Regions from separate parts of the Homo sapiens genome. Here region 1 is linked to region 2. A link is a loop called in an ENCODE intact Hi-C map of the cell type or tissue named here. Cell type or tissue: endothelial cell of umbilical vein. All regions are shown on one strand. Links, peaks and the distances in the headings refer to the core of each region. The heading gives the core; the rest is flanking DNA. Region 1 overlaps PALLD (palladin, cytoskeletal associated protein). Region 2 overlaps DDX60L (DExD/H-box 60 like).

Evidence for each region. Peaks named below come from ENCODE experiments on the same cell type or tissue, not always from the same donor. Only the 100,000 strongest peaks of a DNase experiment are listed, where the experiment ranks them.
Region 1: a loop joins it to region 2, with 3.0 times the contacts of the local background. A loop is called at or near these places in 3 of 110 quality-filtered maps.

What each region holds. Positions count from the first base shown.
Region 1 is chr4:168,549,070-168,557,414 of GRCh38, reverse strand. The region is part of intron 2 of PALLD (palladin, cytoskeletal associated protein); the gene reads right to left. All of the region lies in intron 1 of LOC124900807 (a long non-coding RNA gene), which reads left to right. Among named protein-coding and RNA genes, the nearest start is that of PALLD, 56 kb to the right of the region's middle. RefSeq lists an enhancer at 2,965-3,134. In endothelial cell of umbilical vein, for the core only: no CTCF peak of the experiment used is centred there; DNase peaks (open chromatin) are centred at 3,224 and 5,034; H3K27ac peaks cover 414 bases.
Region 2 is chr4:168,418,709-168,427,053 of GRCh38, reverse strand. It overlaps DDX60L (DExD/H-box 60 like), which reads left to right. Exons shown (of 38, transcript NM_001012967.3): 15 at 3,280-3,446; 16 at 4,384-4,530; 17 at 5,145-5,294; 18 at 6,674-6,793; 19 at 7,657-7,752. Among named protein-coding and RNA genes, the nearest start is that of DDX60L, 58 kb to the left of the region's middle. In endothelial cell of umbilical vein, for the core only: no CTCF peak of the experiment used is centred there; a DNase peak (open chromatin) is centred at 5,173; H3K27ac peaks cover 2,360 bases.

The DNA of each region.
Region 1 (8,345 bases), core at 17-8,016, 130 kb before region 2:
TAAGATTTGTTGGAATATTCTCAGATGCATGGAACTCTATAGGGCAAACGTATATTGAACGAACAAGTGGAGGCCGGGAGTGGTGGCTCACGCCTGTAATCCCAGCACTTTGGGAGGCTGAGATGGGCAGATCACCTGAGGTCACGAGTTTGAGACCAGACTGGCCAACATGGTGAAACCCCATCTCTACTAAAAATACAAAAATTACTGAGATGAGGTGGCACACACCTGTAATCCCAGCTACTCGGGAGGCTGAGGAAGGAGAATTGCTTGAAGCCGGGAGGTGGAGGTTGCAGTGAGCCAAGATCCCGTCACTGCACTCCAGCCTGGGCAACAGAGCGAGACTCTGTCTCAAAACAAAACAAAACAAAACAAAACAAAAACAAGTGGAAATGTGAGTTGAGAGCCCATTGAATACTGACAGTTCCCGGGGGAGGCTGATTACAGGAACACTTGCTCTGCTTCCTGCCTTCTAATCTGTGCAGGGAGCTGTCTAGAATAAAGTAGGGCTATAAACCACAGGCAGAAGTAGCCACTTCTTCTAGGCTTCATGCCTTAGTCACGAGAGTATGGAGTACCCTGCACCTAAGAGGCAAAGAGACATCGGGGCAGCCCCAAGGTGTGACACTTTTCCTCCCATCTTTTTCTCTAGCACAAATTTCTGTACTTTCATATTTTCTCAGTCTTTTTTGTTAGGCTGGTTTGAATTAAGATGTTAAGACTGATAGTAACAATGATGTTCCTCTCAAGCATGACTTAAATGACTTAAAAAATAACACAGGGTAAGAGTCCCAGACTTGTGTGGGGATGGATAGTTTGAGCTTTTAAAAGGCAGGCTACCAAGAGGTTGATTTGCACACATTGAAAGCATCCTGCTTCGCTGGTACAGGAGTTTCACTTCCGGAAAGCCCATTTTTAAAAAATGAAAAATATATGTGAATGGAAGAGGGAAAACACTTTACCTTTTTCTTCACTTCTTCTTCTTCAACTTCTGGTCCCTATTTTAAAAGGTATTAATATGGCCGGGCGCCGTGGCTTACACCTGTAATCCCAGCACTTTGGGAGGCAGAGGCGGGCGGATCACGAGGTCAGGAGATCGAGAGCATCCTGGCTAACACGGTGAAGCCCCGTTTCTACTAAAAATACAAAAAATTAGCCGGGCGTGGTGGTGGGCACCTGTAGTCCCAGCTACTCTGGAGGCCGAGGCAGGAGAATGGCGTGAACCCGGGGGGCGGAGCCTGCAGTGAGCCGAGATTGCGCCACTGCACTCCAGCCTGGGCGACAGAGTGAGACTCTGTCTCAAAAAAAAAAAGGGTATTAATATGAACTCCATTTACGAACACTGACTATACTATGTGTTAGAAGCTGTGCTAAGAGGTCTTAAACCTTTTCTCTCTCTAATCCATGATCCCGGAACTTCGGGGTGGTTCTATACACATTTTACAAATGAGGAAATGAAGATTTAAGAAGGTTAAATAGGGTGTCTTAGGTTATAGAGTTAATTTGCATCTGAGCCTGCAATCGATCCCTCTTTTTGACTGGATCCCTAGGTCTTAACAACTATGCTATCCAGAGGTAAGCTTTTGAATAATTTATTAATAAGGTGTCAAGATGGGCCATGATGCTGAATACATAAATGGATAATGAGGGATTAAATCAACTGCTTTGGAATGAACTGCATTTTGTTTCTAAATGTGTTATGCTTGGCAAGTCTATTCTGAAATGGAACAGCTGGTCTACTTACTTTTGCGGCACTCTGCCTCACCTGCTGGTTTAATTGTGTAACAGAAAGTGGAGAAAGAGATGATTGATCTGCTAATATCAGATCTTTCATTCTAATACTCATATTCAGCTATCTAAAAGGAAAATTAGAACACAATCGCCAGGCTGCTCTGGATAGAACCCAGGGAGCAGCAAGTTTTCTCAGCAAAGCGGGTCCACAGAGGGCTCGCTGCGGTGCTCAGGTCTGAATAAAGTGGTTCCACCTGCAGCAAATTACCCCTCTCCCCACCAGGCAGATTCAGCCATCTTCCTCCTTTTTAGTTAGGGAAAGGCTGGAACCTGGTATGGATTTTTCTCAGGCCTCAACCCTTAGAACCAGTTTTAGTCTTCTTTGGTTTCTGTGGTTCTATTCTCTATGCTCCGTTCCTAATCAGCCTTGACAGATACCTGCTTCGCTTTCATTGCTGGCACTTAGGACTTATTCACAAGTTCAATTCACTGGGGAAAACACCCCAGGGAACATCCTTAATATTCGTATAAATCTTTAATAATAGTAGATCTACATGTTTCTTTCTTTCATACTTCATTAGAAGACTGGACTCCAATAAAATTGAATATTTTGTTTGTTTTTTCTCCTTGCATATAAATCTCATCGTATACAAATAAAAATACAAAAATAGAAACAAAAAATCACTCAAAATTATGCCCTACGAAGGCAAACATTGTTTCCATTTTAATGTATTTTGTTCCAGTGTTTTTAATTTGTATCTTGGTATAAATATGAATAGTATAAATATAAATAGTATAAACATGATAGTATAAAAGTAAATAGTATAAATATGATAGGTTTTTCTTTAAAATATCAGTGAAGTTGTTGAGATAACCTGAAAGCTGATTATTTATTTTGGAGGGCTCTAGAATTAAATTCTGGTAGATTCTGAAATCAAGATTATTAAACGAAAGATATATAAAGCAAAATATAAAAAGGTTTCTTTATATATGGAGCATTAAAGACTTTCAAATTGCTCCATAACAAAAATCTTTTAAAAAAATTAAGAGCGTACTTAGCCTCAAATATTTTAATGTTTACCATGTCAGCATTACAACTTGTTAAATAATAATAGTCGCTTTTGTTTTAAACAATTCTAAAAATACAGGTAACATGCATTGCTGTGAGACTATGAACATCTGTGGTGACCACGGATTGGCTGACATAGAGGTGTTCAACACTTTTGCTGTAGTTTTATGGTTCTACAAATTTCTCCCCGTTAAAGATGGGATAGTGTCTTTGCTCCAGCATTGGTAGATTTCCCCACTAATCATTGGCGGTCTGAAGAGTAAGAGAGAAACTCAATAAGGGTATTGGAGAAAGTAAAAAGTGAGTTAGCTTTCCTTGCCAATAAGGAGTTCCAGGAAATATGTTCTTAATGGAGAGAAAAAAACTCAGAAAAATAAAGCAAGGAACAAGGAATGACCTAATAATAATGGTTTTTCAGGTGGCAAATATTTCATAAACAATGGTGACCAGATGTTTCCTACCCTCATAAAACAGAGCTACCGGGCTTCATGTACAAGCCGAAGGATGTCCGGCATTGAACCAGGGCTTAGTGATAGTTCCCTGTGTGCCAGGCACTGCGCTGGCCTCAGTGGGGGCTGGACAGACATGGTCTCTGCTGCCACGGACCTTGGACTCAGGGAAAGATGTGGTAAATGAACAGTTTTTAAAATCGCCGTTGTCACAAATATCAGAAGTTTCCTTCCAGAATGTAGAATTCCCTGATTCAGCAAATAAAAATAACATGATGCCCCTACCCTACCCAGAAGCCCTCTCCATTGAATGGTAGTAGGAGGGAGAGGAGAAAGAACATTCCAGTAAGAGGAAAAATGCATATTCCAAGGCACTCAGGTAGGGAAGCAGCTTGGTGCTTATCAGAATCTAAGTTAGACATAAGGAAAAACAGTCCAAAAAAACAAAGCAAGGCCAACAACAACAACAACAACAACAAAAATGGGTAAACATATCTGCATGTCTAATGATACATTTTTGAAGTACAGATTAAGAATCATTATACACAAACGTTCAGTCTAATTCACCCCAGCCTTCTTTTTCTGACAGCAATACCACAGGTTCCTTTGTAGGCAGACAGAGTTATCTTTCTTTAGTGCCAACCCAAGCACAGGAATATTCTCTCCAGTAACTTAATTTTTCTGAATCCACTGATTGCAAATATGTCACTTACTAGTTTAAACATTTTACGTTAAAAAATTTTCAATTGTAGCACTTGCATTAATGACTCTTATAAATGAATTACCTTATCTTGGACTTAGACTCTGTTTGCTTTAACTTCACCCATCTCTACCTTTTGCAGACTTTTACCAGAGCCATTACAACATTATAAGGCTTTTTTTCCCCAGACTTGCCCTCCTCACAGTCGTTTTGAGTCCCTTCATGGCTGTGGTTCCTTCTCTTACATATGGGGACAGTAAAGAATAGGTTTTCAATTAGATGGGTTTCAAATCCAAACTCCTCACTTACTGGCTAAGTAAGCTTGGGTGACTTACCTAATATCTCTGAGACTCAGTTTTCACATCTTTAAAATGGGCCAATGACACTAGAGATTTATCTTATAGGGTTGTTGGGTTATAGGTTTGTAGGGTTATAGGTTGTTGGATGTTGCCCAGCATATGAAGTATTAGCACAATGCTTAACACATATTGTCTGGGCGTGGTGGCACCCGCCTGTACTCCCAGCAGTTTGGGAGGCCAAGGCAAGCAGATTACCTGAGGTCAGGAGTTCGAGATCAGCCTGTCCAATATGGTGAAACCCTGTCTCTATTAAAAATTAAAAAATTAGCCGGTCATGGTGGCACGCGCCTGTAGTCTCAGCTACTCAGGAGGCTGAGGCAGGACAATCGCATGAGCCCGGGAGGCAGAGGTTGCAGTGAGCTGAGATCATGCCACTGCACTCCAGCCTGGCCGACAGAGTGAGACTCTGTCTCAAAAACAAAACAAAACAAAACAAAAACAAACAAGAAAACCCCCCAAAAAACCCACATATTAAATACATAGGAATATATAACAATTTTAAAATTTCACTTCAGATTTCCACAGCTTTCTTCCTGTATAGGGGGTTATGGCTTTGTACTGGGTAGGATAATATTTGCCATTGTGTTTCCAAACAGGAAAAGTTAGCTAATGAACTGGGTTGATGTTGCTGGCAGGTTAGTGTTTAGAGCCTGTGTTGCCAGTAAGTGGTATAAGAAAGCTCATGGATTCCAGGGATTCATTTTCCTGCAGCACTGGACTTCCTTAAAAATATCACTTCATACTTCCCCACATTTAAATATACCTGCTTGTTTCTCACCAACTCAAAAAACCAAATGAATCCAACTTCCCAGGTTCCTGCCCTCCCCTCACCCCACGTTGGCTTTGGGTCCCTTCATGAGTGTGATTCCTTCCTCTCTCACATTGGGGGCAGTAAAGGATAGGCTCTTATTTAGATTGATGTCAAATACAAACTCCTCACTTACTGGCTGAGTCAACTTGGGTGACTTAAACTAACATCTCTGAGACTCAGTTTTCACATCTTTAAATTGGGCCAATGACACTAGAGATTTACCTTATAGGGTAAATCTCAAAGATTTTACCTAATGTATTTAATGTATACATCTCAAAGGTTTACCCTTGTGGAGTAGTACCTCAAAACCAAAGACTCACGGGAGCTTCCTCTATCTTCCTTCCCAATTTGACTTGGTATGTCATGACTTGGAAAAACTTGGTGTCATCTGAAAATTGGAAATGTCATCGTGAATTTTCTCTTCCAAATCACACTATAATATCAGAGTCAGATGTTTCCAGCACTGATCATAAGCCAACACGAGTGTTTAATTTTACTTCATTTAGTGGAGAGTTGTCCTTGGTTTGCTACCTCCAAGCCAGTTCACTAGCCATGGACAAGCTGCTCTAAATACATGATTCACATTGCCTGTTTTGTTTTTTTTTTAATTTAAAAAAACAAGTTATAAAATGTTAAAAAAAAATGAAACATCATTTTTATTCTAAACTATTGTCAAGGGCCTTTGAAAGTCTTAATATATGTACCCCCAGGTTTGTTTTTATCCACATTGATATCTCCTTTACAAAGAGTAGGTAACAAATTAGTCCTCATGGTTACTATATTTTGAAATTTTGTTTTATTTCCTTTAATAACTAATGCACCAAGCACTCAGGAATTCTACCATTTACACAATAAAAGAATTGTGACTCCCAAGTTTGTGGTTATGAAGTATACTCCTGGAATCCTTATGTATAAAATCCTGATAAACTGTCATTGCCAGTTCTTAAGCAAGTTATAAAATGTGGCTAGCAGCTTCCTTATTTTGCCCTAGAGTTTCCTCAGATTGCTGAAATAATAGGCAAAAGACCTGAGCAAACAATTCACGAAAGAGAAAATAAAAACATTTGAAAATATAATTCATATTCAAAAATGCACATAAAAATAGATTTATTTTTTATTCATCAAATTAAGAGAAATTGAAAAAAACAGACTACCCAATTCAGGCAAGAATACAATGATTTTGGCTTTCTGTGATTTGTAATAAGTCTTTCAGGGGTATAAAAATTATAATGTAACAAGGGTATACACTACAGTGCATAGATAACTCTAAACTTTGTCACTGGATTTATAAAATGTGAAAATTCTTGAAGCAACTGCAAACTTTGTAGAAGCTACGTAAGTGTTGGCAAATTCTCCATTAATTCAAATTATGCAAATTAGCACTAGTAACAAGAGAGTTAGAAACTGTTTTTCCAAAAATAATGACAAGTAGTAAAACATTACAGTTCAATGAAAGAACATGGATTGGGGGCAGAGTATCAAACTGAAAAGCAAAACTAAATTAGTAATTGAGGGATTCATAACATATGTCTCTAAAGAGACAAAACGAAATACTGACCCCCTATAAGTGAGACTAATTTGCTTGTATAGCAAAAATTTGATCTTGAGTGCCCAGCTTGATTAGCAAAGTTCCCAAAGAGGGCGCCCCCATAGTGAGTGAGGAATGTAACTACAGAAGTTTAGGTGGGCACTGGGCACGGGGAGACTCTCCCAGTGGCTCTTTAGAAGCTCATAAATATCTCTAGCTTGAAGTCCAGATTAGTTATAGAGGCTTACTGTGTTTTGTCATTTTGCCAAAAATGCCCCTTTTGCTTCGGTTCCACATTTGGCTTTCCCTGTGAGTCTTGCAGGGTTTTATTCTATTTTATCCCAGAGGAACAGAGAACTAGAATAACTCAAATACTTGTAGGCCTGGGGGAGCTCCATGACTTGAATATGGTAATTCTCTGCTTTGGATGGTATGATTGAAGCACTTACCATTTTTCTTTGTTTTCGTTTTCTGTTTTGATAAAAAAAAATGTAGTTTTGCACTGACTCAGACAAAGTAAAGTCATCCCTTTTAACTTAGGATTAGCCCTGAGGAACTCTTCTCTCCTTTTTATTAAGTGTGCTTTAGTTCCAATCCCTCCACAATCCCAGGCCCACAGTTATCCTAAGTATTTGCTGATACAGGGGAAATGGCACTGAGCATTGAGAGAGATGAACCTGGCATTAATTTCCTAATGTGTTGTATTCACTATGGCTAATGGAGAAATTACTCAGATTTATTTTCTATTTGTAAAATGATTACTCAAAGATGTTGGGAGGAATAAATGAGACAACATGGATGAAAGTGTAAATAATATAATTCTACATAAATGAATTATTGTCAGAACCATCATAAACTTCTTCATTTTGGGGATAGAATTTCATTGCCTTTTGCTAAATGCTACTATAGAAAATAAGGTATTAAAAAACCTCTTGGTTTTCTGAGGGTTAAAGATTTGTTTCTTCAATTCTAACTCTCATTTTTTTTTTGTGGTTCTTGTTCCTTGAACTATTGCCCATGAATGTCTAATGGCTGGTTAACTTTTCTAAAATTAAATAGCCCTTTGATGGATATCTTTGTTTCTCATCTCTCACCAGAATATTAAAATAAATTATAGGCTCTAGCTTCCCTCTAAATAGGATACTTTAAAAAAGATAATTGGGTGAAGTATTAATAAGAGGGAGGGAATGTACTGGGTTAAAAATGTCAAGATCCTTCAGTACTAGATGTTTGAAAAATCCGTAGAAATAAAGGATGGAAAAAATAAATTAATTGAGTAGTTGATTTTAATGCTATCTTGTTTACTTGACATTATATCAAATGAGTGAGCATTTAAATATATAAACTGTTAAGACCGTGTCTTGAGGCTGTACAAACACATATACAGAGACATCTGACTTTAAAAAATTGTTTTGAACACCCACCGAGATGAACATCTGTTTTGCATTCACTGCCCTTATGCTTTTGGTTTAGACGCTGCAATACTAATTTTTTTTTTTTTTGAGAAGTGTGACATTGCAATCAATTGACAATTTTAATTATTTCAATGATATCTTTGTAAAAAAAGAAAATTCATCACTCAAAAAGCAGACCACATGGAAATTTAAATATTTATAGAGAGTAAGTGATTTAAATTGTCAGATGGTGGCTTAAATCATCAGATGGTGTTTTTCTGAGATAATTATATTTTCCTCAAGA
Region 2 (8,345 bases), core at 222-8,221:
TCTATGGATAAAGAGTAGTGATGAAAATATTAATGATGTTAACATATTTACTGAATGCATGGTTGTGCTAAAACTTTGTATAATCCATTGTCTGATTTTATTGTCAACATGACCCTTTAAGATAGTTATTATTATATTTTGCAGACAAGAAAGTGGAATTGCAGAGGTTAGACAGAGGGTCCCAACAGGGAAAAGATGGCACATTCAAAAAGAAATGAGGAGAGTATAAAGAAAAAACTCTTTCAAAAAGTGTGGAGAGAATTAAGGGGATCAGCAAAGCAAGGTGAGGCTCAGCAGCAGCAACAGGGCCTATCAGAGAAGGAAAGCTGTCAGCACCAGGGAGATGTGAAGTTGCTGTTGGGAGGTGATTCTCCATGGGTTTTTCCATGTTTCTGCCCGTCTAGCCAGCAGAAGCATTGACAGGTTCACTTCCAGACTATCTTTTTAAGTGTGTTTGTATAGTGAACAGGCTTGGAAGGAAGAAATTGTGTTCCTCTCTAGGGCAAAGGCCAAGTTTGTTTACTGTCCAGTTAATAAAGATCACATTTCCCTCCAGGGCAAAGAAGCAGGTTTTGCCTGAGACCCATTATAAAATATTTCGGTTTTCTAAGTGTAGATTTCCTTAGCTGTGACATCAACCTACTTTGTGTGTGGTTTCTACCTGGGCTCTTTATCTCCGCCATGGAGCACAAGGGGAACCGACATATACATGATGGTTATATTGTTAACTGGGCCATGATAATAAAGCCTTTTGTTTCTGACCCAGGAGTCTCATGTCTTTTGCCAGCAACCATGAGACTGTGAAAGACTAAATTTCTAGCTTGTAAATAGAATAAAATCTCAGCCCTTTCCTAGTTCTTGACAAGAGCAGGGGAGTGAACGGTTACCAGAATTCCTTGAGAGCCATAGCTATGGGGGAATAGATGCCCAATAGCACCTGCAGTCCTAGGTAACGGTACACAACCATTTCCACACTGTGGGCTGGCAGGGAGGGAAGTGGGTTGGAATGGGCCCTGCCTGCCTAGCATTCTAAGTGCTCCCTCAAATTTCTGTGGCTCCCTGTGCTCTCCTGTATCAATGTCTCCAACTGGCAGCAGAGAATGATTTTGGTGAAATATGTAGCAGAAATGATGTGTGCATACTATTTCCAGGTATTACGTCTTCATATGGCTTGTAGTGTGTGCTTTTATTACTTAGTTTCCTGAATATTGACTTGTGGAAGAGCCAACTGAGGGAAAGAATCAGAAAAAACTGAGTAGAGATATGTGATTTTTTTTTCTTTTTTTTGGGATGGAGTCTCACTGTCACCCAGGCTGGAGTGCAGTAGAGTGATCTTAGCTCACTGCAACCTCCACCTCCCAGATTCAAGCTTCAGGTGATTCTCCTGCCTTAGCCTCCTGAGTAGCTGGGATTACAGGCTCCTGCCACCATGCCTGGCTAATTTTTGTATTTTTAGTAGAGACGGGGTTTTGCCATGTTGGCCAGGCTGGTCTTGAACTCCTGACCTCAGGTGATCTATCCGCCAGGGCGTCCCAAAGAGCTAGGATTACAGGCTTGAGCCACTGTGCCCAGCCTGAGATATGTGATTTTGATGCTAGACCAAGCTGACAATTCCTCCTCAAGTTGTGGTTGATCACCCTGTCTTGAGTATGTCCTACTCAGATCCTTTTCACGTGTGGCCACGTGACTCTGTAGTCACGCTCATGTCTCTCTATTCTACTTCCCAGCAAAGCCAGTACCTCAGTGGGCTGTCAGAGACTATGCTCATTTTCATCTCTAAGCTTTAGCATATGTGTTTTTACTTGATGCCATATCAGATAGGAATTGCCATTAGCTATTAACAGAGATAGGAATTAATAATGGCTTAAAAAAGATAGTTTATTTCTCTTTCATGTAAAAGAAGTCCAGAGATAGGCAGTTCAGTGTCACTGGGAACTTAGGCTCCGCTATCATCGTATTGTACCGTTCTTAGTGCATGAGTTGTATTCTTAAAGTTATGTCATGAATGCAGTTGGTGGCTGATGCTACAGCCATGATAACTGTATTCCAAAACAAAGTAGGAAGAAGAAAAAGGGCAAATTTGTACATTCATGCTGTATTTCTTCTATGGAAGGAGGCTTCATCCCAGAAATTCCACCAATTTTTGCTTACTTCTCAATGGCCAAACTTAGTAACAAAACCGCACCAAACCACAGAGAGATTAGAAAATGTGAACTTTGAATTGGACCTATTGCAGTATCCATTAGTATGGGGATTTATAAGAAAGCATTGGGTGAGAATGGATGTTGAGGAGGTAATATCAGTTTCTGCTACAGATGTTCTTCTGCTTGTCTCTATTGGCCTAAATTCTGTGTGTCCTTCAAGGCCATCCTCTTGTGGAGTCCTCCCAACTTCTCCTGCTCACATAACACTGCTTCTATGACTCCATTTGGACCCTGAATTGTAAATCACTTAGATATTTTACTGATCTGTTTCAACACTAATCCCTTGTTCTCCAATTAGATTGAAGGTTCCTTGATGTAAGAACTCTGTCTTAAATTTCATTTGTACTTCCTTAAAGCATACATTGGTGGTCTGCATAAGCAGTTGCTCAGTAGTATTTGTTAAGAAAGAGGATATTTCTTAACAAAGAGGAAAGAGGATAAAGACTTTATATGACTTTATATGGAGTGGTTAGTAGTGGGATAGAGATAAAGAGGCTATAAGTGAACAGGAGGTAATAGAAGGGCTTAGGAGAGTCTGGATAGAATGATTGGGATGCAGTGAGGTTGTATCTTAGCCCTCAATAATTGAAGGGTTCTGCTGATGGTTTCATAAATACAAGTACTGTATGTGGTCAAGAGTAGGCCTTGATAAATGTTGCTCATGTTTTGGTCAGGCATCTAAAATCATAGGACTTTTTCCTGTGAACAAGAGTAGAAGACACACAAATAATATGTGGGTTATTGTGTTATTTTTCTCTGGAAATGAGTACAGAGCTCAGTTTAAATGGTTCATATTTCTGCTATAAATCACAAAGTTTGTTTCTTTTCTTTTTTGCCTATACTTACCCAGCTATGTCTAAGTTACTTAAGATGATAATTAAATGTGTGTAGATGGAGTTTTAATTTAATTTAATCATGAGTTTTAGTTTTTAATGCTCTAAAATCTCCTTTAAAGTCAAGTAAAATAGTGAGGTTTAATCACATGAGGTTAATTGATTAACTCAATGATTGTCGTAAGTGATCAACCAGTTATTTTTGGTGTTCTTTATAACAATTTTATTGTTTCTTTAACAAGGCAAAATTTCGAAAGATTTAAGTATAGCTGTTCAAATGATGAAAAGGATTCATTCACTCCTGGAGAGATACCCAGAAATTTTGGAAGCAGAACATCATCAATATATAGCTAAATGCCTTAAATATTTAGGCTTTAATGATCTGGCAAACTCTTTGGATCCAACTCTGGTAAGAGAACTAGAATTTCTTATACTTTAAATTTTTACTCAATTTTAATATGGAAGAATAACTAATAGGTCTAATGAAGTATCTCACATATAGAGTTATCAATTGACTATGTTTACTCTGATTCTAGTTTATAAAATAATAGATATGAGATTACTTATTAATAACCTAGCTGCCAAACTTTGAAGTAAATTAAAATTAGAAAATTTGTACAGATGCTTCCTGAAAACAGAAATTAAATACTAGATGATATCCAGATGCCACTTTAAACCCTCTTGGTAACAGGAATGAATCCTATACTTAATTCTAGTGCAATCTAAAAACTGTAATGTAGTGAGATTGAAGAATGGTCTTTAATAAGGTTCCAGGTTCCAATTCCAGGATGAACTTTTTTTAACGTTAATATCTGCTATTTGACTTTTCCCAAGAATAACATTTTAGGCAGGAAAACTCTTCTTACTTAAATATTACACTATTTAAAAGCATAGTAGGCCAGGCATGGTAGCTCACGCCTGTAATCTCAGCACTTTGGAAGGTCAAGGTGAGCAGATCACTTGAGCCCAGTAGTTCAAGACCAGCCTGGGTAACATGGCAACACCCTGTCTCTACAACACACACACACACACACACACACACACACAATATTAGCCACAATTGATAGCATGTGCCTGTAGTCCCAGCTACTCAGCCAGGGCATGGGATAGGGAGTGGTGGGGCTGAGGTAGGAAGATCACTTGCACTCAGCAGTTCAAGGCTGCAGTGAGCTATGATGGCGTCACTGCACTCCAGCCTGGGTGACAGAGAAAGACCCTGTCTCAAAAAAATAAAAAAAAGTGTAGTAAAAATGCCTTGTGCATAGAATGTGCTCAGTGGATATTTAATAAATGTTTATTCAATTTTGAAGTTTAAGTTGATTTCAAATAATATATTAAAATAACAGATAGGAGATGACAAAAATAAGAAGAAATATTCGATTGACATTGGACCAGCTCGGTTTCAACTGCAATACATGGGCCATTACTTGATAAGAGATGAAAGAAAAGATCGGGATCCCAGGGTCCAGGATTTTATTCCCAACGCATGGCAGGTAATGACAACAAACATTGTACTTTTCTAATCAGTGTGACTTCAGAACTTTTCATTACTGTGTCTCTACATGTCAAATTTTGCATAAACTTCTTAATCTTGTTTAATGTCTTTCCTCTACTGTGCCTGGAGAATGTAACTAGAGTATGAGAAATCATTCATTTCTTCCCCTTCTTGGCCTTTTTATTTTCACCATCAGTGGAAGTTATACTGATACCTGTTTGTATGTGAAGGCATGCTAATGTGGCATTACTAGTTCTTACAGCTCAGTTTTGGAAACCTCTTTCTGTACTTACTCAATGACAATTGGAAAAAGTGTTTTCTAATGGAAAAATATGTTTTACTCAGTCTCCCTTTCTATTTTGCAGAAATGAAACCCTCTCTCTAGGCCAAAATGTAAAACAAAATCTCTTTTCTGAGGGAATGGCATGAGTAATCCAGGTATTTTCCTGAATCCTTCGAGTGTTCACCAGACCTAATCTTCAGGGGTTCAGGGAGTTCCCCCAAAGGTAGCATAATACAGGCACAGGAGACAGAAGGTACAAAGGATACTGTCTGTGTTTTGGTAACATGCTGTTCACTTTCTTGACACAAATGGTGCTTTGTACCCTGCAGCAGGAACTCCTGGATGTGGTAGATAAGAATGAGTCAGCAGTGATTGTTGCCCCAACGTCCTCAGGCAAAACCTATGCTTCCTACTACTGCATGGAGAAAGTGCTGAGGGAGAGCGATGTCGGGGTGGTTGTGTACGTTGCACCCGCAAAGGTAGTGTTTGAATGACTTTCATTTTTGCTTTTGTTCCTGAACATCCCCTTTAAAAAGAATGCACACGGTCACATGCTAGATCTAATTCACTGTTATTTTATTTTTGAGACAGAGTCTTGCTCTGTCACTCAGGCTGGAGTGCAGTGGCGCGATCTCGGCTCACTGCAACCTCCACCTCCCGTGTTCAAGTGATTCTCCCGCCTCAGCCTCATGAGTAGCTGGGATTATAGGCACGTGCTGCCATGCTGGGCTAATTTTTGTGTTTTTAGTAGAGACAGGGTTTCACCATGTTGGCTAGGCTGGTCTTGATCACCTCAGGTGATCCACCCACCTTGGCCTCCTGAAGTGTTGGGATTACAGGCGTGAGCCACCGTGCCCGGCCAAGAAACTATTTTTGATATTTTTATTTCATCTCATATGTTAATATTTTCATTTATAGTTACTGCAATTATACTTATTTTTAGAAAATATTTCACTATCATGAATATAAAAATGATGACTATAGTATTTTTAAGGATTAATTTTTTAAAAATTTACATTTTAAGTTGTTTCCCTTTCTTTCTTTCTCTCTCCCCTTTCCTTTTTTATTTTCCCTCCCTCCCTTGGAGTGGTATGCTATGATTATAATTATGAAGATTTATGTTTTTCTTTTAATTAATATTGTTTCAATTAAAAAATACAGCCAGGTATATATGACTTCCATTTCCAGCAATATGGCCATATAGGTCAACAGAAAAATCTCTTTGTGTAAAATACCTGAAATGCTGGATAAGAGACACCAAACATCTTTTTATATAATTATAGTTAAGCTCAGAACAATAGAAGGGGAATCCTAGGGGCTGAAAATTTTAAGAGAAGGCCACATGGGCTCTTTGCCTCTTTTAGGCAGCAAGTTGCAGGGGCTTAAATAAGAAAGGATCCCGACAAACACAGGCAGAGAGAGCACTAGGAGGATCCCAGGCAGAGCAATGGTGGTTTACCTGGAATCATGAACCAGATATTCAATAGAAAGTCATTCATTTGCCCATTGTCACCATATACATGATATGTAATATCTGTCTGTCTGTCTGTCTGTCTATCTATCTATCTATCTATCTATCTATCTATCTATCTATCTCATGTGTGTGTGTGTGTGTGTGTGTGTGTATGTGTGTGTGTGTTTAAAATCAAGGAGGATCAAAGAGAATACTCAGTGGTATCAGATAATTTCATTACCATCTGTATTTTTCCCTACTTCATTTCATTTTCATTGAAGTGTGTGTGTGTGTGTGTGTGTGTGTGTGTGTGTGTGTGTGTATGTGTATGGATTCGGTTGTCCTCAAGGTTTTATATGTCTCTTCTCTACTAAGTGACTAATGGTTTTTTTTCTTGTCAATCAGTCCCTTGTTGGTCAAGTGGCTGCAACTGTTGAGAATCGTTTTACTAAAACGTTGCCTGCCGGCAGAACTCTATGCGGTGCTTTTACAAGAGATTATTGTCACAATGTACTAAACTGTCAGGTATGACATATTAATTAATGAGTTTATTATCAAATTATAGAGCAGTACTTATATAACTGTTTTGCTGGGAATCTGCAAAACACAAGCCCTTATAGAAATCATTTCACTGAATTCACAAAGAAAATGAAATTGCTCTAAGGAAAATTTAAGGTTGTTCTACTCTAAAAAGTAAGAACTAGGCTCACCATCTCTAAGGATATTCACATTGTGAACTGAAATTTCAAATAGAAAGTTATGATATTTCATTATAACTTAGAGAGGGAGTCAAGTAGATTTGACAAACCCAATGCATTACTAAATGACTATCCAACCTTGTCTTTCCATTCAAAATTGCTAGGTCTTGTGAACAATATTTATACTTACATTGTGATCTGAAATTTCAAATAGAAGATTATGATATTTCAGTATAACTTAGAAAGGGATTCAAGTAGATTTAACAAACCCAATGCATTACTAAATGACTACCCAACCTTTTCTTTCCATTCAAAATTGCTAGTTCTTTTGAATGATATTTATGGATCCTCATAATAAAACCTTGTCTCAAAAAGATTGTGTGTTGATAGTGGACCCGTCGATAGGTAAATCATAGATTAAGATAGATTGTCTCCCTTATTGAATTCACAAAGTAGACATTTAAGACTAAACAAAATGTAAAACAGTCGTTACAGAGTAGAAGCTCTTTTTCATTTTCATTAATCCAAATGTTCATAAATGTAAAGACTTAAATGAAAAACGTCAAAGATGCAATATTATCTTAATGAAACTGCTATCAGCAGCAGCATATTTTCTAGGTTCCTATTACTATGCCTGATATAAAATTAATGCTCCATAAAGTTAGCTACACTAATCATTCATATTTGTAGGTACTTATTACAGTGCCGGAATGTTTTGAAATCCTGTTGCTTGCTCCTCATCGCCAAAAATGGGTGGAAAGGATCAGATATGTTATATTTGATGAGGTAGGTTTGGTGTTAGTTCTCTGGTTGATGTTCTAGTCTGCATACACCCTATAATTTGTAATTTAAAGAATATAGGGCTTTTTCAATGATGGCAGTTAAGTTGTGCGTCAGCCAGGGTACCAATGGAAAACAGATTGCATATTCACGTTAGTACAATTTTTAGAAAAGTGTTTTTACTAAGGGGCTGTTTACAAAGGTTTGTACAAGGGAAACCACAAGGTAAGTGCAGTAATCCAGAATAGTACAAGCCTTTCAACCCTGTAAGGATGAAGGGAGGGGGAAGCATTATGAACCTTAACAGAAGAGAGATTCTATAGATATGTCTCTTTGAGAAGAACAGTGACCTTGGTGAAGAAATGCAGCTGGCCAAGGTTGACCTCTTAGGGAGAGAGAGCAAAAGAATAAAGACCTTGACCTCACTGTCTTCTCTCCTTCCCATTTCTTGCCTAGGCTTCCCACTGGCCAAACCCAGTAGAAGCTAGAGGGCTAAGGAGGCTGGGTGAGCCAATTCCCAAGGTCAGACTCATTGGCCAGAGAGGAAGGTGGCGAATGGTGTAGATCTGGAAGGACATAGCTATGTTATTATCAAAATG